Regions from separate parts of the Homo sapiens genome. Here regions 2 and 3 are each linked to region 1. The links are chromatin loops, found by intact Hi-C in ENCODE. Cell type or tissue: dorsolateral prefrontal cortex. All regions are shown on one strand.

What was found. Hi-C counts contacts between places; a loop is a spot of excess contacts. Peaks named below come from ENCODE experiments on the same cell type or tissue, not always from the same donor. Only the 100,000 strongest peaks of a DNase experiment are listed, where the experiment ranks them.
Region 2: a loop joins it to region 1, with 4 times the contacts of the local background. A loop is called at or near these places in 3 of 110 quality-filtered maps.
Region 3: it touches region 1 in a loop (5-fold over the local background); 17 of 110 quality-filtered maps call a loop at or near these places.

What each region holds. Positions count from the first base shown.
Region 1 is chr4:95,162,973-95,170,972 of GRCh38, forward strand. It overlaps UNC5C (unc-5 netrin receptor C), which reads right to left. Exons shown (of 16, transcript NM_003728.4): 15 at 7,182-7,360; 16 at 1-6,427. The coding sequence ends at 6,262. Among named protein-coding and RNA genes, the nearest start is that of UNC5C, 380 kb to the right of the region's middle. In dorsolateral prefrontal cortex, CTCF peaks have their summits at 3,157 (motif pointing right) and 3,365; DNase peaks (open chromatin) are centred at 3,201 and 7,299; H3K27ac peaks cover 7,583 bases.
Region 2 is chr4:95,406,067-95,414,066 of GRCh38, forward strand. All of the region lies in intron 1 of UNC5C (unc-5 netrin receptor C), which reads right to left. The region is part of intron 2 of LOC124900736 (a long non-coding RNA gene); the gene reads left to right. Among named protein-coding and RNA genes, the nearest start is that of UNC5C, 140 kb to the right of the region's middle. In dorsolateral prefrontal cortex, no CTCF peak of the experiment used is centred here; DNase peaks (open chromatin) are centred at 3,851, 4,520 and 4,760; H3K4me3 peaks cover 1,281 bases; H3K27ac peaks cover 8,000 bases.
Region 3 is chr4:96,031,378-96,039,377 of GRCh38, forward strand. No RefSeq gene overlaps it. Among named protein-coding and RNA genes, the nearest start is that of PDHA2, 200 kb to the left of the region's middle. In dorsolateral prefrontal cortex, a CTCF peak has its summit at 4,520 (motif pointing left); no DNase peak of the experiment used is centred here.

The sequences.
Region 1 (8,000 bases):
GTCTTCTTTACAAAGAGCAAAGAGGAAGGTCACCAACTTGCTTCAGCTCAACATTAAACTCAACACATATAACACCATGACATCACACACACACAGTGATGTTCCCTGCAACTGGGCTCGATGCATTATGTCTGGAGGGCGAGGGCTGCGCTACCAATGGCAGATCTAGGAAAGCGTGAAGAAGAGAATGCAAATCACTTGTTCCACTGTTCTGACTGCTGTACTTTTTCTTGTCCATGGCCTGGAGGAGTAGACATCTGAGTTTTTACCCCTACATGTACAGATGCCATTTGTTACTTTCGGGATAGAAAAGGCAAAGGTATTTTACACCAGCTGTAGATTTCTTGCTCTTATATGTCACTCCGAACAGAGTTGTTTTAACATTGAGAACCTATGTAGCTCAGGTCCCCATTCTCTGATGCTGCCTCCATAGTGCTCAGGATCAGAGGCCAAAAGAGAGCCCATCAATCCTTAGGCTGCTGATCAGCAAAACCTGCCTACAATTCATCTTCTACACACCAGTACTGAGGGTTATTCCACCCCGGATCAGCGCCATCAGGTTCTACAGCTGGTCTGATAGTACTTAGTCCAGTAGACCTTTGGAACTTAAAAATGACACACAATTTAGACATATTTGTAAAAGACCCTTAAATGGTATGACTTGCAATTTATATTTTTGTTGAAGGACAAATCTGAAATGGTATGTTAAAAGGCTGGCATTCAGTAGCAAATACTATGGCAGGTGGGCAGCTGACTATATCTCAGGGTAGCTTCCTTGTTTCTACTCAGAAGCTAGTTGGGCCACAACTGTCACGACATTCTGCAGAGATTCCCAACCTGGGATTCCAGAAGATCTCTGGACAGGTCCCTTCAGTAGGCAAGCGTCTGAGTAGACAGCAGGCTGATGAAGAGCTGCTAATAATTGGTGGGCTTGCTGTGCCAGTACACTTGCGGAGTACCTGTTGGTTTGTCCTGCTGATGCCCCCCAACCATGCTAAATAGGTCTGAGGCACACATTACATTTGGTTGAATGAGCCCGTTAATATCCTACCACAGATGAATACAATGAGGTGACAGGAAAACCTAGGAACCATGACTTATGAAGACTGGCTGTTAAAGTAGCATTTATGAAAATGGGGTAAGCACAAGGCTGATAAAACTAAAGGATCTGGAAGCTCATGGCTAGACTTAGTCTGCAGAGAAAACCCACCCAGTTCTACACAAAGCCATCTCCCCACTTTTCAAAAATAGGTTTTTCACACTAGAATTCTGGAAATGACTTCATTTGGCTTTCCTGGCCTGTATGGATATGGGTTTACATAACATTGGTTACAATATATTTATTCCCCCTTATGCCTTATTCCATTAAAAAGAAATAATTAGAGATGCAAAGGAAATCTTCCAAAGTGATCATTACAGCCAGAGATTATACAAATAGATATCTTAGGGTAGAGAAACATTACTTCATTGCCCAGAGGCAAAGTTCTAAAGATTTCAGTCAATACTAGCTCAGCAAGGTTAAAGAATATATAAAAATAATACAAAAAGAAAAATAAAAGCCAAAGAGTAATAGTTGGTCCTATGAGGCACTCGAGAGGTAAAAAAATGTTTTGTTAACTTGAGATAATAAAATATTTTCCTTATTAGATCTATAAAATCTAATGCTTATCAACCATTATCTTGAGCAATGATGTACTGCTTCACAAAAGCTCTTCCATTCTCAAAGAAGATGGATAAAGTCCCATTTCATTTCAGCTGTGTTTCCATGGGACCCCTCTCATTCATTAGCCTTGGGCTTACACTGAGTTCTCCACATGAAACTGATGACTTGTCCAGAACAACTGCCCAGCAAAAGCTAAGACTCATTCAACTTGAAGGCTTGAAAACCCAACAAGTAAACCTTTTCTACCTTCTTTATGCTCTCTTGCAAGTCCTTATATAGGTTTATATTTTCCTGGCCCCATAGGGGCAGACCTTATAGAGGCAAAGACCTTTGAATTCTGGGGAGATGGTGATCACCTTATTAACTCCCTTCTGCATACGTGGATTACAGAGGAGTAAGCAGACCAAGAGCACAGCTGCTGTGATCCTGACAGAGACACACAGAAGGACACGAGACAAGAGCCTTGTTGCTCTTTGCCAGGAGAAGTGAAAAGTCTTGATTCCACCCTCAAAACGTTGACTTTTCAGATACCTTACTTGTAGGAAAAAATACCTTAAAAAAATTACTGGTCGCATAGTTTCAGGGTGTCCTGAACTCAGTCCCCACGACTTTTTTCTCCTGAAAATCGCTCTACTTTTTGATAGTTGAGAGACTTAAATCTATAAAATAGTATATATGAAAATGGCTAATGATTATGCAGTTTGATATTGAACACCTCACCCAAAAGTTGTCCAGTTCTTGAAGAGCCTAACTTGCTCACAGCAGGATGGGGGTTTTCTGCATAGCAGAGGTGACTGTTCATTTGGAAGATGCCGTTTGTGAAACAGCTGTTAGCTGTGAGAACCTTGGTGTTACACAGGTTTGTCATCACCATGCCAGTTATCAATTCTGAATCCAACTTCTATTCCTTCCAGATACATTAAGGAAACTTGAAAGAGTGTGATAAGAAGAAAATAAAAACAGGATGAAACCTCTGCCTTTGGATTCCCAAATTCAGCAGAAAAGAAGCTGCTTTCTTCCCTTTGATTAACAACCCCAATTTTCTCTTCCCTAGACATAGTATTCCATTCGCATATATAAGACTTATTTCTTTCTAAGCAGATACTTCTTACATTTCCAAAGATAAATATTAAGGAACTAAAAGGAGATTTAAAGTATACAAACCCCAATGAAAACCATAAGTGTTAAAAATGACAACTCTTCAAAGACTGTTTTATATAGATTTTACATAGTTCTGTTACAAGAAGCAACTGAAGATATGTTGTGTATGAATGAGTTGATGTACTGGGCTCACAGTGACCTAATATTGAGATGAGTGATGCAAATGAAAAAAAAGTGAGAATAAGAAAATTATAAATTTGAAGTGAAAATTTCCCTACATCTGTTTGTCATAAAGGTCCTTGAACTCTACAGGTTTTCATTCCCTTCGTCAAACACATTCTAGTGAATATTAAACTCAGGTTAGATTGTGTTGTACACCACTAGATGGCAGCATGCACAAATGATAGTTTTTTCTATCCAAATGAAACCAGCCAAACTGCCTCTCCAGCGGTGTAGAAAGAAGCAGGATGTATCACATAGAATGGTTGATGAAGTGGCTTCCTATGAAATGAACTGTTATATCTGGACCTTCTAAGTTTGAAAGCAATCTAACAGCTATTACTTTACTCCAAAGGAGAAGGAAATCAGAATTTGTAGTGAAAATTATTTGGTATAAATAGTGTATGTATGGAAGTTGTCATTCACTTAATAGGAAACATTAAGGGTTCTGACAGATGAGTACCTCACACACGAAATCAATCACTTTTCCCTTTTCTGGTGGTGGGAAGTTGAACCAAAAAAGCATCTGAAGTGAACCCCAAGGGTTCTCAGTGACTTCAGTAAGACAAACAATTCCTGTTTGTGTTCAATAGTTCTGTGTTGGTGACTTTTTAGTCAAAATAAGTTTTTAGTAACAGTTATGGAATTGATTCATGTTCATAGCTACATAGTTGCTCCCCTCTAGTTTTCACTAGGCATAGAAGTTTCTTTGACCATTCAGTTCAGATTCTAGTTCTTGATTTCCATAGATGATTCCACAACCCTGGTACTGATGCGTAATCTTGACAAGTTTATTTCAAAATGTAGGAATGGACAATAGCTCTCTTTCCTCCTCCTCCTTTTAAAAAATGTGTGTGTATAACTGCGTGTATATATATTTGATTTTTAATTTAGAATACAGTTTTACTCATTGCTACAAACATCCACTGAACTTGTTTATAGTGCAATCTCTCCCTTCCCCAGTCAGTGTACAAATATTTTAAATATGGAAATCCTAATGCAGGGGGTGGGCTGAGAGAGATTTTATAGAATATATGTATGTATGTCCAAAACAGAAGATACGGAATAAAAAGCATGAAAGAAAGAAGAGGTTCCATAGCAAGGTATCAGCAGTTCCTCAGGGATGAGGATGGCGGAGGCATCAAGGAATCTCAAGATGCTACCAAAATAGGAGCGGAAACATGGAAAGATGGAAGCACATGTATAATTCAAGTCTGTTCAGCAACTTGTGTGCCTCCAGCCTAAAAGTAAACCACAGTCATGTTCTAAAGGTTCCGATTCATACACATGTCTGCTTGTTCTTCAGTTTTGGTTTTGCTACTGGGCTTTGATTCTTTAATCCCCACCTGCTGAATGAATTGAGTCCTTGTGTTTGTTAAAGAGCTTGTGATGGTCCCAAGGAAACATAATAGTTGTTTACACAAAGTAGTGTGTTGACTAACAAACATTTTGCAGGACAAAAGTTTTTAAAGAGCTAACTAGACAGCTTTTATAAATGCTACTGAATATTATGACAGCAAAGAAAGATTAAGGGTGGGGGGGTGTAGCGTAGAAAAAAATGCACCAAGTTCCTACTGCCAGATAAACTTGTAGGAGTGGTCTAGATATCAAGATGCCAAGACAATAATAAAAAACAGAATTTGCAACCAGTCAGGAAGGCTGGGGGCAGGGGCATCCCAAGAGAGGCTAAGAAAATGATAATAAAGGGATGTCATCTCTCAGTGAACAGCATAATGCAATGATGCAGAGCGACTCAGGCCAAACAAACAACATCATAATGCTGGTTAGAATAATCATCTTCCTTGTCAGAACTACTTGAAAGGCGTAACATAGCCTGGGCAAAAGACCAGCTGATGATTTTTAAATGATGATCCAGGTCAGAGTCCATTGTGGTCTTCAGACTGATGAATGAGACTGGAGGCATCACGGTGGAAGTTGAGCATTTCAGAACTTGGAGATGATCTAATCCCACCCTTTCACTTTCTAGTGAGGACACTGAGGTCGTGTGGTTAAATGACTTTCTCAAGGTGGCGCAACAAGACAGTGACAGACCCACAATGAGAACTGGTTTCTTGATCTCCAGTTTAGAGTCCATTCCTCCAACCACACTGCCTCTAGAGTAGAGCACCATAGGGAGTCGACGTGGGGCCACACAACGGCAATATTAAGTGAACTTAATAGAGAACACGTCTCCTTAAGACTCCTCAGAGGAGAAAGAAAGACCCTGCCTGAGCAAGCTGAAGGAACAGACTGACAAAGCCATTCAGCATTTATCAATCACCTTTCTGGGGTGGAATAAGGGAAAGGTAAAAGGTCAAGGAAGTGATGCATGTTGAATTAAACTGATGACCACACCCACCTTGATAGGTGAAAAGGTGGGACAGGTCTAGTCAATAACCAAATACTAACAAACAGCACTGCTAACAAAAATAGAAATTTAAAAAAATCATTTTACCAGAATACCTGTAAATAATAATAATACCTTTAAAAAAAAACACTTCATATTGCATATTACAAACAAACACACATGTTGTGAAAAAAATGCTTGTTTGTGGGGTTGAACATGAATCACTGTCTTCCCTGCAGTGCTACAGCTTTATTCCCAAAGGGCACCAGAAGGGTCCCTCCAAGGAATAGGAGTCTTAGTTATTTCTTTTTTACACTTAGATTCTCCACTTCCCTGATACAAACAGTAACACTGGTTCTACAAGTTCTAGAAACAGAACACTGATGGGAGGATTATCTGAGACACTTGATGCACACGATTTGTAGCAAAAGTCTGTGATTTCTCTGTAAATTACTAATCTGAAATAGACACAACAAACCGTCCACAGCTTCAACTTCAAATGATTTGAACAAAAATAGAACGAGCCATGGACAGTGTCTGCATCCCTGTCCAATTTGATGTAAACAACATTTGTAGAAATTGGGTTTGTTAAGAAAGTTTATCCATATATCTGGATAGCAATAAAAAGCGTTTCCTAGGAAACTGTAAGATCCTGTACCACACAGCATACAGCCCAACTAAGAGGAAAATTAGGTTGATAGCTAAATTCAAGGTACAAATTTACACAATTTTTCTTAACTCCCGTGATGATGTCCGAGTAAAGTGGGCATGTACATGGGCAGTTGTATCTGTTTTCCTTCTGGCTCCTGCTGCAGTCTTGCCTGTGAAGTGCATTGGTCTCATCTGGATTTCCTCCTCAGCTGTGATTCACCTGGACGGCCACAGACTCCCTGTGCATTTTTGTCCTTCATTTCCCCTTCCAGCATGGTGGTTAATACTGCCCTTCTGCTGCTAAGGACACCACCGTTTCATGTCTTCCCATTTCTTCCAAGACAGCTGCCAGCATGCTCAGGTTTCCATCTGGGAAGTTCTGTGCTTCCCAAAGATCCAGGATTACGCCAGTTGGGCTGGATTTGGTGGCAAAGTAATTCAAGTACCTGTAATTGGGAAAGAGAAAATGTGCTCAACAGTGTGACTTACATATCTATTTTTCCTCAGCTAAACCTTTCTGTCTCTCTACTTGTCTTTAAGTTTCCTGGTCCCATTGTGGCTGACAGTGAGCCATCCTAAATAACTAGCCCATGCTTAATTAGATCAGCCCCAGACAGGGGATGTGATGTTTAACTTTGTGAACCTCAGCTCTGAGTGAGATAATTTAAGAGACAAGATGTCTATGGGTCATATTCTAAACAGGAAATCAAGAGACTTATGTTTTCTTTCTAGTCCAGGCTTGGATGATCTTTGACAGGTCATGCCACATGTTATGTTTGGTAGTGACGGTGACACTCCACAAAGTAGACGCTCCAGAGGTCTCTTTATAACTTAATATCAGTGCTGTGTTGGCATGCTAATTATTAATCAAACATTAGGTCCTGCTCAACTGCAGAGGAGGAGCAATAACTACGGTAGTGAATGGCTATATGATTTGGGGAATTTAGCCCATCAGCTTGGCAAAGTGCATCACAAAACTTGATACTTACCAATGCCAGATAAGCTCAGAATGTCTCTTAGCACTCTTTGCAAGCCCGTAGTGCAAGGTACAAGGACAGAGCTTAATGCATATTTGCAAAATGAAAAATTAAATAGATGTGTGGATGGAAAAAAAAATGAAGCTAACCCTACGTCTAATAGTTATCGGTCCTGGAGGGCACTAACAGAAAGAAGCTAGTCTTGGGGCCAGACCATACCCACCTGTCCAGGTTCAGCTTATGGGCCAGCATCCTCCAGTCATGGCCTCTCGTCTGGGGGGCATCCAGGCTGCTACAGAGCTTCTGCCGGATAGGGAGAGGGATGCTGAAAGCACTGGGCCCCGTGACCGTGGTGATGGTGTTCGCAGGATCCAGCAGCGGCAAATCGATGCCAGTAGGTTCCTGTAGTTCAGGGACAGGAACAACACAGCATTATTTCTGAGGACAAAAGCAATCTCTATTGAACCAATCAACATAATGCCTTGCTTTGAGTGATAAGAAAAGAATGAATGCTGTTATTCTTCTTAGGAAGAATGGCTTCTTCTTAGCCTGAAAGTTGTGCATCACTAGATGTAACCTGGCTCAGAGATAGAGGTACATACATTTTGAGCTAACTTTGCATAGCCTCAGATTTGTGAGTCTTTGGTGAGGACTGGGCTGGATGGAAAGCTCTGGTGTGATTCGATAACAGCTTTACTAATGGGATTCTCCAGGCTGAGAGAGAAGAGAGGGAATATCAGAGCTCCTAAAGGTTTAAATTTCAGGAGAGGAAAATGTTCAAAAGGGCAGTGCTTTGGGAATGAATAGATCTGAGATTCAAGGCTTCTGGAAACAGCCTGACCTTGAGGAGAAAGTCCTGGGCAAATGCTCCAGTAGTTCTGCTAAACTCCACAGAAGATGTCTCAGTTCTGCTTTTGTTGAATGAACTGGAACATAGCTCTCCTCTAAATGATATCAACTTAAGGCTAATTTCTTAAAAAAGAAAATGGTAAACACAGTATATTATTGCCTTAGGGCAAGTTGTTAATGGCATCCTCCAATT
Region 2 (8,000 bases), 240 kb after region 1:
GAGTTTTCCGTGGCACTAGCAAAAAATTGAGATCACTGCTTTAATGTCACGAGGACTGAAAAAAACAGGAACAAATCGACTTTTATGCTAGGTAAAGGTATGATTTCAATATTTCTTGACTCCTCAATACCATGACTTCTCACTTCATCCTGACATGAAAAACCAAATTACTGGTCCTGTTTCCCATGTCCCTGCTTTTCAGTGTTCTGCTTCCCATCTGTAGCAGTGCTTCATCTGCACTAATGTTGGGTTGGGTGAGCAGTGCCCTCCCCTCCAGTTAATGTTCTGCATTATACAGCATGGGCTTCCTGGAGATGGTGCCATGATCCATAGGTACCGTGGCAGGATTTTCAAAGACCTTGACATCATCTGAAAAGTTATTGTTTGATTCCATTAGGTCCATCCCTGATTTCATTTCTCTAAAATGAAACCTGACAACTGTAGTTTAGGCAGGGCTTATATGGGATGCAACTAGGGCAGACTTGATTCACAGTCCAAATTTATCAGTACATGGCAAAAAAATAGGTTGTATAACAAAACTAGGTCAAAACCCCTGATTTCTTTCACCGTCAGTCCCTTAAGCCACTCTACTTCATTAACAACGTTTACTCATTCTTTATTTCCAAGTTTAAATTTCTGAGTATAATTTATAGAGCAAATCAAAGACTGAGAAATAAGTGCATTATATGCTTCTGGAGAATTAAATTCAGATTCAAATCTTAAGGTTTCAAAATGTTAAGAAAAAGCAATTTATATATTTTTCAAAAGCTAGTTCACTTCAAACTATATTTTCAACAATTTCATGATTTAAAAATATGCTCACTCAAAAATGCAAACATTTGCCTTTAAAATCAAAATAATTCAGTGGTTATAGATGGCAAACTTAACAGACATAATGTTAAATGGACATTTTTAGGGGCTTCAAGAAGGAGGTATAAGTTATTGATTATACAAAAATGATTGTACTTTGCTCCTGAAATCCCCAATTCCAGTGAAGAAATAGAAAAGCTACAAACACTAGAACAAAGAGAATGGGAGAGTAGACAATAGCAGATTAAGGTTGTCAAAAACACTGAATATGAAAATAAGATGAGTTATTAAAAGCTAAAGTTTTAGATTATAAAGCTCTTATCTAGAATTTTATATGCAGCACAGTATCGATTGACTATATGAAGAGAATAAAGGTGTTTTTTGGGATACGAGGGCACTAAAATTTTACCTACTTATTCATTTTGAGGAAGATGCTAAAGGGTATGTTTCACCAGCTGTGGGGAGTAAAACATACAATGGGATGTGAGGAATTTCAAGCGGGAGGGTGTACAGTAAAAGTGAGAGGGTAGAGGCAGGGCAGTGGGCAGAGAAATCGCAGGTGGACACCTCACTTGTTCAACATTCCTGAAGCTAAAACCAATCATGCTCAGCTGAGACAAAGGGCAGGGGTCTCCAGAAGGATTGCATCCAAAGAGAAACAGACAAATTACATGATGTGTGTAGTTTTTCTGGAATTTTATGGAAGCACTTAGGGATACATTAATTTTAGTATGTAGAAATCTAAGGATGAGGAGAGAGAGAGAGGCACAAAGAGACAAGTTATTAACTTCAATTAAAACAAGAAGTCATACAAGAAAGTAAATAAATTAATATGATGATTCACCTTCAAATAACATTTGTACAACCAAGAGGCTGTAAACACTTAATGCTAATTTATCCAAAAGGCGTTATATTACTGTATTGGGCAGCTAGGAGAGGGGAGCATATGGAATGGAAAAAGGGCTCATAACAGGGTGAAATTGCAATTTGCAATAGTTGAAAGTCAATCACAGATGGCTAAAAATGTTAAGAATAATAGAATAAACACTTTACTTAGGAATACCTGGGTAAAAACCAGAAGAAATGATTAGAGTCAAAAGTAAGTGGGTTGCTCAGCAGTTAGTAAGGAATTATTTGGCTTTTTAAAATGTCATGTTTTACTATTATGGTAAAAATATATTACACATTTACTTAATCTATAAATTAAAGTAATTCCATTATGTTGTTAATGTATTGTTAAATACATTCATTTTAAAATAAATTGTTAATTCAATAAAGACTTCAAAGCAGATTTTTATAAAAATTGAATACAAAATGCAGCAAGCATATTTCATTGTCATAGGATATTCAGATGCTTCTGAAATATCTAATCTACTATGTGCTTTAAATGGCTGGAAGTATTTTTGAGACTTCTGTGAAATGAAAATACTTCTGATTGTCTAGCTAAAATTCTCTGTCTATAAGATACCAAAATTTTTCACCTGCAACTTTCCTTTTCTGTTCTGTATCACATAAATGCATTCAGTCTGTTTTCATTAGTGCTTTTGTCTTTGGAGTCAATCATTCTAAATATAAAATATTAAAACATGATGAACTATAGAATCTTTTTGAATTGCTCATCTTCTGTATGTTAGATTTCTAAGGGAAATCTTCCTCTCTCAATAGTAAAGCATTTGTTACCAAGTATTAAAAAGCAGCACAGTCAGTATTATTTGATATATACTAACTGAACACTGAACCGTTTAATAAGAAAGAGAATCAAGTTTGGCCTTTCAATACACTGAAATATTTGTGCTTAGGGCACTGAAATATTTCTAATATAAAAATGTGTAAAAATTTATTTCTGGGTTTACATTATACACAAGAGAGCAGAAAATATATACAAGAGAGATTTTTAAAGACAGAAAGACATTTCTCTTCAAATATGAGATAAGGGTGATCTACAGCATGTAAGTATAACCTTAAGTATAACATGGAATAACCTTCCTGAAGATTAGAGGGTTGAGAATAATACCCCCTTTCACTTGGGAGCCTATGATTTGACTCACACCCACATCATTTAGAGAAATGAACAGACTGAGATAGCCAATGCTAGCAGAGCTACCCATGATCCGAATTTACAAAGAGGCAGGTGAAGTACACAGTTTGACAAGTTAGTTTTTTTAAATAACAATTGACTTATATTCTAGATTATTTGATTCTCTTATTTCAAGCCACTGTCAATGCTTTATCCTCACATAGTTCAAAACGCTTTGCAAGAACTTTCCTATCTATCAGATTAGTTCCACCTCACACAATCATTAGGAGGTTAAATAACAAGCATTACTATTCTCATTCCAATGACAAAAAAGACTCAAAGGAGGTAAATGACTTCTTTGCTCTTTGTTTATCTTTAGGAAAAAAAATGAAAATATGACTCAGGACTCTTGTATTTCCTGTCTAATCTTTGCACTCTCATCCATCACTCCCAACCTGCAGACATCAAACAGTTCAAGGGACTCAGGATAAGGTTAAAATGTCCACATTCTTAACTCCAAATTCAAATCCAGCATTATCTTCAGAAGGAATCAAGAATATATCCTACACATATGTATAACTCTATTTTTCAAATGTGCATTAATGTTGCTCTGATGAATAAAATACACACTTGTGTAAAAGCTTTCTATTGCATTCACAATTGCCTTTTATCTTTATGTATCCTCAAATCAATGGATATTAAAAGTACAACTACTTAGTGAAGGTGGGCACAATTTTTTGGTACTGAAAAAAAATATCCTCTATGAGTCCAGTTGGGGGATATGTCTCTTGGACAGGCCCTCATTGACCAGGCAAACTAAATCAAGCACCCACTCTGCCCACCATTCCCTATCTCAGTCCTTTCTCCTCTTCATTGCATTCACAAGCATTCTATCTATTTCTTGACTTGTTTGAGGATCTGCTCTGCTCCATTCCTCACCTGTCACAAGAGGCTAATGTCTGTCAGGGCATAAGCAGTGCTGCTCTTGTATGCCTCTATGTGCGCCTAGGGCTGGCCTGACATCAATGAGGGGCTTTGTGTAGCTCAGCTGACTTAACGTTAAACCAATGTTTCCACACCCAATCTCCCAGTGGGCTGATGGCTCTACCCTCTTATAGTAGATGATCACAGTGTAAGCAGAAAATCAACCATGGCAATGAAAATAGTGACTGCTAGTGATTTTGGGGTGTTTAGCATGCCATGTTAGTACCTTACTATGTATTATATAATACTTGTACCCCAGCCTGTAAGGAGGGTATTACTCCTTCTTCTTTGCAGATGACACCGCTGATTTTCAGAGAAGTTAGGCACTGTTGTCCTGGACTGATGCACCTCTTAATTATATCTGCATGTTCCTAAAACCAGCCCTAATCCACTGGGTTGTAATGTCCCTGTACCACTCTAAATGCATGATACCTCCTACTAGGTCCCAGTCTCATTAATGAAAAGAAAAAAGGAAAAAAGACAAATGGATTTCACCCAAGGGGTTACCTGCCTTCTCTTACTTATGCACATTTATTTAAGACTCCACCTCTTCTTTAGAATTCAACAGATGTTTCAGCGTTCACTAAAATACCCCATTATTTTTCAGTGAGGAAGAGAAGAGGGTGGAGTCAGAGATGCTCACAAAGGGAAGTTTGTGATGCTGAATCAGACTCAGAGCTGAAGTGCAGGCAAAAGATGCTGCTACCGCCCAGAGCAGAATGAAAGAGCCACTTTGTTAGTACTGGGGGAGAGTGTTAGGGGATGCAGCGTTTAGCTAGAAGAAAGTCAAGCCTCAGGCAGAAATCAGGGCAATTATTGAACAGATCTGGGGGCATCACATTCACTCTGAACACTAGAGATGATGGCCTTCTGCTCAGAAGCAAATGACAGCATTCAAATGTGGATCCTACCCCAATCAAGCCCCCACCCTGCTCGCCCAGTGTACAGAATCAAAGGGAGTTGGACACTCAGCCTAGCTCTGCCTCAGGGTTGACAAATGTGAGATCAGCCCCTCCTCACCACCACCTGGTTCCCTCTGGACCTTCTAATGGTTTGGAGGGCAGAGGAATAATGTAATTTGTCAGGAAAGGGACAAATGCTGCAATAACAATGTCCACCTAAACTGGCAAATGCTTGGTTTAATTGTCTCTACAAGTCAACCTAGCAGGAGTTCAGCAGGGGAAGCTGATGATCCAAAAGAAATTATTTTCTTATCTGTTATTGAAAATTTCAAAGAAAACACATGCCACAGCCCCTCGGGACAAACCAGAGAATGACCAGGACAGGGAAGATGGATGTCTTCCAATGTCTTGGCATATCTAACTTTAAGATATTGAGTATACTATCATAACTTTCTGCCTGAAACGTCTTTATTAGAGGAACAAGATTTATGTTTTTGGTCTAGGGGGCAAAAAAAACCCTCAGATGTCCACAAAGGATCCTCTGTAAGTCACTCAGCCTATCTGATTAGGGGTACATAGTGCAGAATTTTAAAGAGAAAGTTATCTTCTTTTGGGTGGCCACATTTCCCAACCTTGCAATTTACTTTATCCATTCCCTTGAGCTTTCTGGCACATTATGTTACTTTTTTGGTTTCTTTTAGAAGTTCCTGCAGGAAATAGTAACTCTCTGGTTTCCTGATTTTCAAAAATGAATGTTCACATATGTTTAGCATCAGGCTGTTTTGTATCCAACCGTAAATCTGCACACTACAGGAAAAGTGCATGTATTTTAAATAATTCACATACTGCAGTACAAACTTGCATTTCACTGGAGGAAATTAGGCAGATTAGAAATTCATAAATTGGATCGCAATCTCTTTTCTTTGTAAATTTAAAATCATACTAGTTGGCTAAGTGATATTTAGGAGAATACAGTTAATTATTAACTTGAAACTTTTCTGATGGATTTCAGCAGGGGTAACTGGATCTCAGACTAGTCATTGTGTTCCCTCCAACCGGCCCTCTCCTGCCTGTATCCACTGCTACTGTCTTCGTTAAGGACCTTCTCATTTCTTGCCTAACAACTGCCAGAGTCTCCTAAGTGGCCTTCCCTGGCCTCTTGTCATCACTCTCTCCCACCACTTCTCCATAATGCTGTGGAATGTTTTTTTTTTTTTTTCCTAAAACCTAATTCTAGTCATGTCAGTGTCTGCTTTAAATCTGACCTATTTCTTTACAATATAAATGCCCACTTCCTGGTTGGCATAGTGTCCTGCGTGAGCTTCTTCATCTCATCTCTGGTCATTACTCCTCTCTTCCTCAACACTCACATTCAAGTCATGCCAACTGACTTGTAATTCTCCAGAGTGTGCTGCTTTAAGCCTTTTAATGTTCGTACCTGTTTCTCCATCTTCTCCAAACTACCCTTCTCAATCCTCTTCACCACGTTAATATCGCTCCACACAAAATTCCAATCTCATATTAATATTGTATTTTCCATGAAGAATGTGCCCCCTGAACACCTTCTGTGTGGCACAGCTGTGCCAGGGGAGGTTTCCAAGGACCCTGCTTTTCTTTTCTCACACTTGATGGCAATCTCATGTTAGGTCCCCTCCAATCCTAGACTGGAAGCTCCTTGAAGGAACTGACCTTTATCTTGAGGTTGTTTTTCAAGTATTGAGAGCTGTGCCTGACACAGAATCATGGACACTCGATAGATGTTTGTTGGATAAATGAATATATTAAGAATACACTGAGAAGTCACCAGATTTGGTATGATATGAGAAACAGTGTGAAGTCAATTGTCTCCCCCACAAAAAAATTACTGATGCCTGAAAATCTACCATTTACAATTTATTTCATACATGATTTATTGCCTTATTCATGTAAGACAATTAATATGTAAATATTCTTGTGAGAGTTAACACAATGAGTCACCAACTGACCCTGAAGTAGTTTTTGGGTTCCCGCTGTCAACAGAAAGAATGGGAGAGCATACGTTGCAAGAAATAGGTGGTAAGAGAAAGGCCAGGTAGCAAAAGGGTGAGGCTGGCATGGACAGGAACAGTAGAGAAGGATTAAAGCAACTTTGTCAGCTTCCTAATTTTCCCTGGCATGAGTACTTACTTTCCATCTACATACCCAGGATTCTCTCTCGACTTCCTTCACTTCTGCGAATTGAACAAAAGTCAAGAGGGAAATTTTTTATTTCACAGGTACAAAACATATTGGTAAGCAAAGAATGAATCCCATGTGACCCTCTGATAAACTCACCTTCCCTCTTTACCACACTCAGTTCCCCAAACTCATATGCCAAAGCCCTTGCCACATTCCAACCTCCTGATTTACAGCTTTCCTTGATTTGTTGGAGTTATAATTTGCTTTCATAATCCTGAGGCAAACCCTGGTCAGTTTTCTGCAGTGGCCTCTCCTCCTCTGCTTCCAGGATCTCTCATAGCACTGTAAATGCAACGCAAGCAGGATTTTCCTAGCTCTCTGGAGATGCCCACAAGAGTGCTGACCTATATTTCCCTGCTGCCTCCTCAGCCTTGCTTTCTCAAGGCCCACCCATGGTGGGGCCTGGCTGCCAGCAATCTCCTACAGAAGGCCAAACTCCCTTTCAGAATTGCCATTCATCAAGCTCATCATCCAGGCATCATCTAACATCTAATTATTCTGATTATGCCACATTTGTATGGAGGGTCTTATTACCTTTGCACTTTATTGAATATAATACGATTCAGAATAATCAACTGAATTCATCTTCCCAGTGGTGGAAATGAAGGTTTGAAAGCTACACAGACTGCGGAAAGTGTTTTCTGGGACTGTGTTCTACCTCATTTTTGTTCCTTTCCAAATAATAACACTTGTTCATTAAAAACATGTTTCTCTCAACTAGTTGAAACCATTTCCGCGTAGCCTATTTGCAAGTCCCTGCAACAGCCAAGAAAGCAGAAGAACATAAATATTCTATAGCAGCTACCTGGGTCATCTGGCTACACAGCTCCCTACTGCACACCCTGCAAATGTACAGGTGTCAAATTAGCTGCAGAACAGCTCCCTGGTTGTCCTTTTCTATGCAAGAGACAGCCTGCAAATGGGAAGGTTGTGTCTTTACCATCAAAGAAAAGCTGTTCCATAATTTGCACTCAGATCCAAATGCAGAGCCAAATATGTCAGTATCTTATTAAATAGTGGAGGCACATGGGCAACTACCAATTTCTCTTTGATCAGATGTATGTGTTACC
Region 3 (8,000 bases), 870 kb after region 1:
TTGACAAGAAGCTTTCCATACATATGCTTTTCAAAGAGAAAGACAGATTTTGAAACACGTTAATATATTAGCTTTTCCAAGGTAATACATTTGGAGCGTTGTTGGGTTGGCTGACACAGCCCTGTATAGCCTGAGGGAGAACTGCAATGGCTGTTTTACTTTAAGATTTCATTAGATCTAAAATAGTTATATTTCAATTATGCCTCATAATAGTTCAAAGAATTTTGGAAATGCCATATAGTCTTACAACATAGGGAAAATAATCACATGTTAATTTTAGAAATTTAGGTGTCTTAACCATAATTGCTTTGTGGATAGAAAGTAGTATCATATCCAGTGCTGATACAATCAAAATGCTGTATTTAGTCTGCATGAAACTTTTCTTCTGGGAATTATGGAATGCTCTGTCCTATTTAACATAGCATATGGACATAGACTATACTATTATTGTAGTCTTCTTTTTCTATTAAAATGCTAATGAATAAAAAGGGATTTCATTTTTATTAAGGAGGTTAGAAGTACAAGTGTGGGAGAGTGAATTAAAAACAAACCTACTGGGAGAAGAGATAAGAATTCTAGACATCTGCGTGATTCTTTCTTCCACATATCAAATTCGGAATCATACATCCATAGGGAAGAGGAATACTAAAATACAAAAGAAAACTGAACCCAAACTTATGAAAGAATAGCAGGTCACACCAAAAGGGTTCAATGAAAGCAAAGAATTTTCTTATTTTATTCATAAACAATGTAGATATTCATAAAACCCAGAGACACACATAGTGTGTCTTTTGTACTTTTTGTCAAAGTATAAAGACTTTTGAATTAGCTTTTGTACTTTTTGTCATTTTCTTATTTCTTTAAGAAACATGTAATAATACCGTCACGTTATTATTCTGGGCTTTTCTCGTCATGCTCCTGCTTTTTTCTTGCTGACTTGCCTTTGCCTAATTCAATATACATTATTCCCTCCTTCTACTTGCAAAACGTTTTGTGAATCTGATCCCACCCTAATCCATATCCCAAATCCATACTTCCCTTCCAGATTTCAGCTCTGTTCAAGCATTGCTATTATATAGCTATTCAGATGGATAAATTAGGTATCCAGAAAAGCCTACAGGTTACTTCACTTTTTAAAATTGTTGTCACAAGGTTAGAAACTAGCACTTTTCCTAAAAATAAAAATGCTTTTGTGCTGACATTCAGCTGAGTTATTTGAGAGACTTCGTTTTTTATGATAATCATGAACAAAGGTGAAGAACCTAAGAGAAACTGTGCTATTCATCCTGGTCCTAGAGCGACAGGAAAAAAAGATTTTGCAAAGTTAAATGTCTCTAAAAGCCGGTTGCACAGGGTTTCTATTTCATAGCTACATACTTATAATCATTATTGCTATTATTAATTTTATTTTAAGTTCTGGGATACATGTGCTGAACGTGCATGTTTGTTACATAGGTATACATGTGCCATGGTGGTTTGCTGTACCCATCAAGCTGTCATCTAGGTTTTAAGCCCTGCTTGCATTAGGTATTTGTCCTAATGCTCTCCCTTCCTTTGCCCCCCATCCCCCGACAGGCCCCTGTGTGGGATGTTCCTCTCCCTGTGTCCATGCGTCCCCATTGTTCAACTCCCACTTATGAATTAGAACATGCGGTGTTTGGTTTTTTGTTCCTGTGTTAGTTTGCTGAAAATGATGGTGTCCAGCTTCCTCCATGTCCCTGCGAAGGACATGAACTCATTCTTTTCTATGGCTGCATTATAATCATTATTAAGCAATAACAATTCTGAGAAAAAGCAAACAAGAACTTTTTATATTTAAAATTCCTACATAAATGTAATGTTACTTTCAAGACTTAAAACTCTTTAGCTTTAATTATTCATTTACCCTGGAAATTAAGGTTTTTAAAACAAAAATACATAAGCTTAATATCCAAATAGATTTTAACACGGATGGCCTACACATTTAAAATATACTGCCCAAGGTAATTTATAGATTCAATACCATCCCCATCAAGCTACCAATGACTTTCTTCACAGAATTGGATAATATTACTTTAAAGTTCATATGGAACCAAAAAAGAGCCCGCATCACCAAGTCAATTCTAAGCCAAAAGAACAAAGCTGGAGGCATCACACTACCTGCCTTCAAACTATACTACAAGGCTACAGTAACCAAAACAGCATGGTACTGGTACCAAAACAGAGATATAGACCAATGGAACAGAACAGAGCCCTCAGAAATAATGCCACATAGCTACAACTATCTGATCTTTGACAAACCTGACAAAAACAAGAAATGGGGAAAGGATTCCCTGTTTAATAAATGGTGCTGGGAAAACTGGCTAGCCATATGTAGAAAGCTGAAACTCAATCCCTTCCTTACACCTTATACAAACAGTAATTCAAGATGGATTAAAGACTTACGTGTTAGACCTAAAACCATAAAAACCCTAGAAGAAAACCTAGGCAATACCATTCAGGACATAGGCATGGGCAAGGACTTCATGTCTAAAACACAAAAAGCAATGGCAACAAAAGCCAGAATTGACAAATGGGATCTAATTAAACTAAAGAGCTTCTGCACAGCAAAAGAAACTACCATCAGAGTGAACAGGCAACCTACAGAATGGGAGAAAATTTTCGCAACCTACTCATCTGACAAAGGGCTAATATCCAGAATCTACAATGAACTCAAACAAATTTACAAGAAAAAAACAAACAACCCCATCAAAAAGTGGGCAAAGGATATGAACAGACACTTCTCAAAAGAAGACATTTATGTAGCCAAAAAACACATGAAAAAATGCTCATCATCACTGGCCATCAGAGAAATGCAAATCAAAACCACAATGAGATACCATCTCACACCAGTTAGAATGTCGATCATTAAAAAGTCAGGAAACAACAGGTGCTGGAGAGGATGTGGAGAAATAGGAACAGTTTCACACTGTTGGTGGGACTGTAAACTAGTTCAACCATTGTGGAAGTTGGTGTGGCGATTCCTCAGAGATCTAGAACTAGAAATACCATTTGACCCAGCCATCCCATTACTGGGTATATGCCCAAAGGATTATAAATCATGCTGCTATAAAGACACATGCACACGTGTGTTTATAGCGGCACTATTCACAATAGCAAAGATTTGGAACCAACCCAAATGTCCAACAATGATAGACTGGATTAAGAAAATGTGGCACATATACACCATGGAATACTATGCAGCTATAAAAAATGATGAGTTCATGTCCTTTGTAGGGACATGGATGAAACTGGAAACCATCATTCTCAGCAAACTATCGCAAGGACAAAAAACCAAACACCGCATATTCTCACTCATAGGTGGGAATTGAACAATGAGAACACAGGGACACAGGAAGGGGAACATCATACACCAGGGCCTGTTGTGGGGTGGGGAGAAGGGGGAGGGATAGCATTAGGAGATATACCTAATGCTAAATGACGAGTTAATGGGTGCAGCACACCAACATGGTACATGTATACATATGCAACAAACCTGCACGTTGTGTACATATACCCTAAAAGTTAAAGTATAATAATAATAAAATAAAATAAAATAAAATAAAATGTCTAAAATAAGAAAATCTCTTTTTTCTCCCAACTATTTTATCTCATATTCACTGTCTTAGTAAACAATAATGTAGATTCATTCCAATTCACATACAAGAAAATTGAGAACCATCTTATATAAATCCTTCCTACCCAATAGCTAACTATTTAGCAAATCTCTTTTACCTTCAAATGCTTTCTGTTACTTCCTATTTCCACTGCTACTTTCTTACTGAGAAATCATCCATAATTCATCCTGCTGCCAAAGAGACCTCTCTAAAATTCAAGTCTAGTCTTTACCTTCTGAGTGCTGGAGAAGACGACATCGCCTACCACCATGACATCTGAAGTGTTTTTATATTTAACTACTTAATCTCCCAATAACCATTTTCCACAGGTCTAATGCTTTATATTTCACTTGCACTTCAGGAAATCTGAGTTTTTTCAAGTTTCCTATACATTATATTCCTTTTACACTTTCACAATTTTCACACTATTTGTTACTTCTTTCTGGAATGTTTTTCTATTCTTCCTACTTAAGGAATTTTTTTTTTTAAAGTACGTTCACACTCCAACTTAGGCATTGCATTGCTTAGAAAATCTTTGCAGATAATACCTCCACAGGCCAATCCACATATCCTCTACCTTACCTCTGTAAAATGTATATGTGCTTATTTTTGCATTTATCACCAAGACACAAAAACAGTCATATCAGCCTCCCCAACTAAGCTATGAGTTCCTGAAAGAACATCACATTTCTTTCTTTGCAATAAAACAAGGTTTATGGATGGAATAAATAAAAAAATACAAAGGAAAATATGATTCACATGATAGGAGTAGGTAAATGTTAGTGTATTGAAAAATGAAGAATGGCAGAATGATAGCATCTTAGGATAGAATAAGGAACAATAGTTATTGAGGGCTCAGTACAGTTTAAAACATTATGCTGCCCCCTATGGGTTGTAACCATTCTGTGAGTTGTGTGTAATAAGGAGCCCATCTGCTTATTGTGGACTTGGTTAAGGTAAGTAAATTCCTTTCTTATATCCTAGGATACCTTCCTATAGTGATTAGGGTAGAAAGGCCCATAGTTAATGGACCATTCAAGAGTTTCTGACTCAGATGAACTTGACCATTGTATAAAGACTTCCTATCTTAAGTGCTGTCTCAGATTTTATCTCAGTTCCAGCTAATTTGACTTTTTGTGTTCTCTTGTAATGAGATAACAGTCTTGCTCTCCATTTTAATTTTATTGAATATTGAATTCTTATTTTTTATAGACTTTTTGGCTGGTTTAATAGATGGCAGATATATTTTAATATTTATCCTATTTAGAAGTAATTAGGAAACATAGCACTTATCTATAGGTAAATATCAAATTAAATGGAATAGTCATTCAAATGAGAGCATTCACATGTATTCACTTATATTTAAAAAGTTATAAGCTATTATAATAGGAAATTTAAAAGGGATAATTATTGATACTTTTAATGTAACAATCTGATTGTAGAAGAACCATGCTTGATATATAAGGTTTTTTTTCTCTTTCTCATCAGATTTGGTTTTAGAATTAAATTTGTGAGTGACTTAGGATTGTAATGTAATATAATATTAACTGAACTAAAATGACAATTTCCAGACTGTACTTTAGGTAGCCAGGTATACAGAGACTTGTAGTTCAAATACATTTTACCTTTGCCTAATATATGCAGTGGGGCTTAGAGGAAAGAAAGAGGGAGAAAGAGAGACAGAGAACAAAAGCTAAATAATCAGTGTTGCAATATGATGGTTAACAGTTATGATGTTTATGGAAGAGATTAGTAGTTAAATCAGTAGACTGAGTAAAGAAAATCATTCCTCACCAATGTGGGTGGGTGTCGTCCAATATGAGAGGGCTCCAACATGGAGGAAGGGCAAATTCTCTTCTTGAGCTGGAACCTTCATCTCCTGCCCTCAGACATCAGATCTCCTGGTTCTCTGGCCTTTGGACTCCAGTACTTACACCAGTGGCTCCTCCTCCACCCCCGTACCCCATCACTCCAGTTTTTAGGCTGTTGGACTAGGAACAAAGTACACCACTGGCTTTCCTGGATCTCCAGCTTGCACATGGTATATTGTGGGAATTTCCAGCCTTCATAATCACGTGAGCCAATTCCCACAATAACTCTTCTCTAATATATATTTATATCTCCTATTGATTCTCTGGAGAATCCCAAGTAATACAAGAGTGAAAACACAGAAGCCAGACTGTCCACATGTTAGTCTCATCTTTAGCCCTTACACTCACTGAATTTAGGAAAGTCATATAGCTTCTCTATACCTCAGTTTCCTTTTTTGTAAAATTTAGATTACATAACAATTCATACCCTATAGGATACTTTTATGGTTCAAGTGAGTAAACAGGTGTAAAGCAGTTATAAGAGTGTCTGGAAATAATAAATCCTATATACATGTTAGGTATTATTATTATTTTTAAATGAAGAACTGTATTTTGTATTTTTAATACTTTTCTCTCCACCCGATTTAAAAAAAAGATTTAAAAATATGCTTAATCAAGAAGTGTACTTTAAATTAGCAGAAAAATCAATGTTTTTAGAAAAATGCCCTTTCACATCCTCAAAGTGTTTCAGGCTCTCCAAAACCTTTGACAGACATATTATACATTTTTTCACTGATTCATTTATTTATTCATTTATTCACAAATATTTGTTGAGTACTTACTATGTGCCAGACACTGTTCTAACCAGGAGAGATAGAGTGGTGAATAAAAACACATACATGTATGCCTCCCTGCCCTGTAAAGCCTTCAATAAAATATTTCTCATTGTCTAATACATTCAATAAAATAGCTAAACTCAGACAATAAACTATAGATGAATCACCTTTATATTGTTTCATATCATAAGGAAGTGAAAGAATATTCCAGACAATGGTCATTTCCCATTCAAGCTTTGTGGTGGGAGTGGTTAAGGTCAGTTATCCAGGAAAGAGCAATGAGGAGAATGTGTCTGGACCTGGGTGAGAGAGTGAGAGAGCACTCGGTGATGATGCCAAGGGGTGAAACACCATCATGTATATCTTATAGGCCATGGCAATGGTATCGTTTCTATTCTGAGATAGGAGGTTATGAGAAGAGGAATGCCAGGATCAGACTGACAATTTAAGAGAATCACTATGCTTAAGTATAGACTATGGTGAGAAGAGAATAGGGTAAGTGTTTCAGAGCAATTCTGAGTGAGAAAAATAACTTACTGCAAAGTGAATGGACTAGAGGAAGAGTTCAGAATCAGTGGGGTACCAGGTACTCCAAGAAGAGCATCCAACAATTCATATGTACACATAGCACTGTCAGTTTGGTCTTAATTTAGCTCTAATAAAATATGCAGCATGAATAATGAATATGGATGCATGGATTTTAATAAAATCTATATTCTTTAAGTGCATAGTGATCTAATAGAGAGTTTTATATCATTATGAATTGTCTTAATCAGTAGATTCTAAGAGAACAACTACTACAACGTAAGGGGCCTATAATTTTTCATTATTAAGTTTATGCTATTAAAAATTGGAAGCTCCTGTACTAAATAAGAGATCTTAAACTCTAGGTAAATTTTTTCCTCCGTTTCAAAAGAAAGACATGAAAAGTAGCCAAATTTCTAAAGTAAGTCAGCAGACTGGCCAATATTGCCATATTTCTTGCTGTCTCCAAACTCTGTCCTAGGTGCTTCTCATGGCAGAAATTGAAGTTGACAATGTAGGGGCAGGAACACCCACAAGAATACTGAGGATTCTGGCTCAGCCATTACTGCTGTGGGATCCCATTTTCTTAAATTTCAAGATCTGGAGGTCTTCAGGCACTAAATGTCTTGAATTTTCCCAAAGCAATACAATATTTCCATTTAAAATATATCCTATATCTCATCCTCCACATCTGTTTATAGTGATACACAAATAGGAGGAAATAATTTAAATCAAACCTATACACACCTAAATGATTTTACATGGACATAGAAAAATTTCATTGTCACTGGTTGTCCAAACCACATTTTGGAATTAATAATGAGATTTTAGAATTAAATTTTTTTTTAATTGGTGCTCTGTTTATTACCTTCCAGAATTGTCAGAAAGTTAGCATAATGATAATAAACAGCACTAAACAAGTAGCGTTACTTTTCTCAGTTTGATAAAAATTTGCTAGAAGATTGACATAATTTGTTAAATTCACAAGCAAAAATGGTCAATCTCTTTATTATTTATACATAAATATATAGACATAAGTATAGGCACTTTTGTTAATATTTAGATTAAATCCTCAGTTTGTTGGTTAGAATGAGGAAGTGGCATTTTATAATATTCCCAGCCTCTATTTTGCTACTGTCCACTAAAATAAATCACACTGTAACTAGTATCAATATATTTTCGTTTCCTCAGAG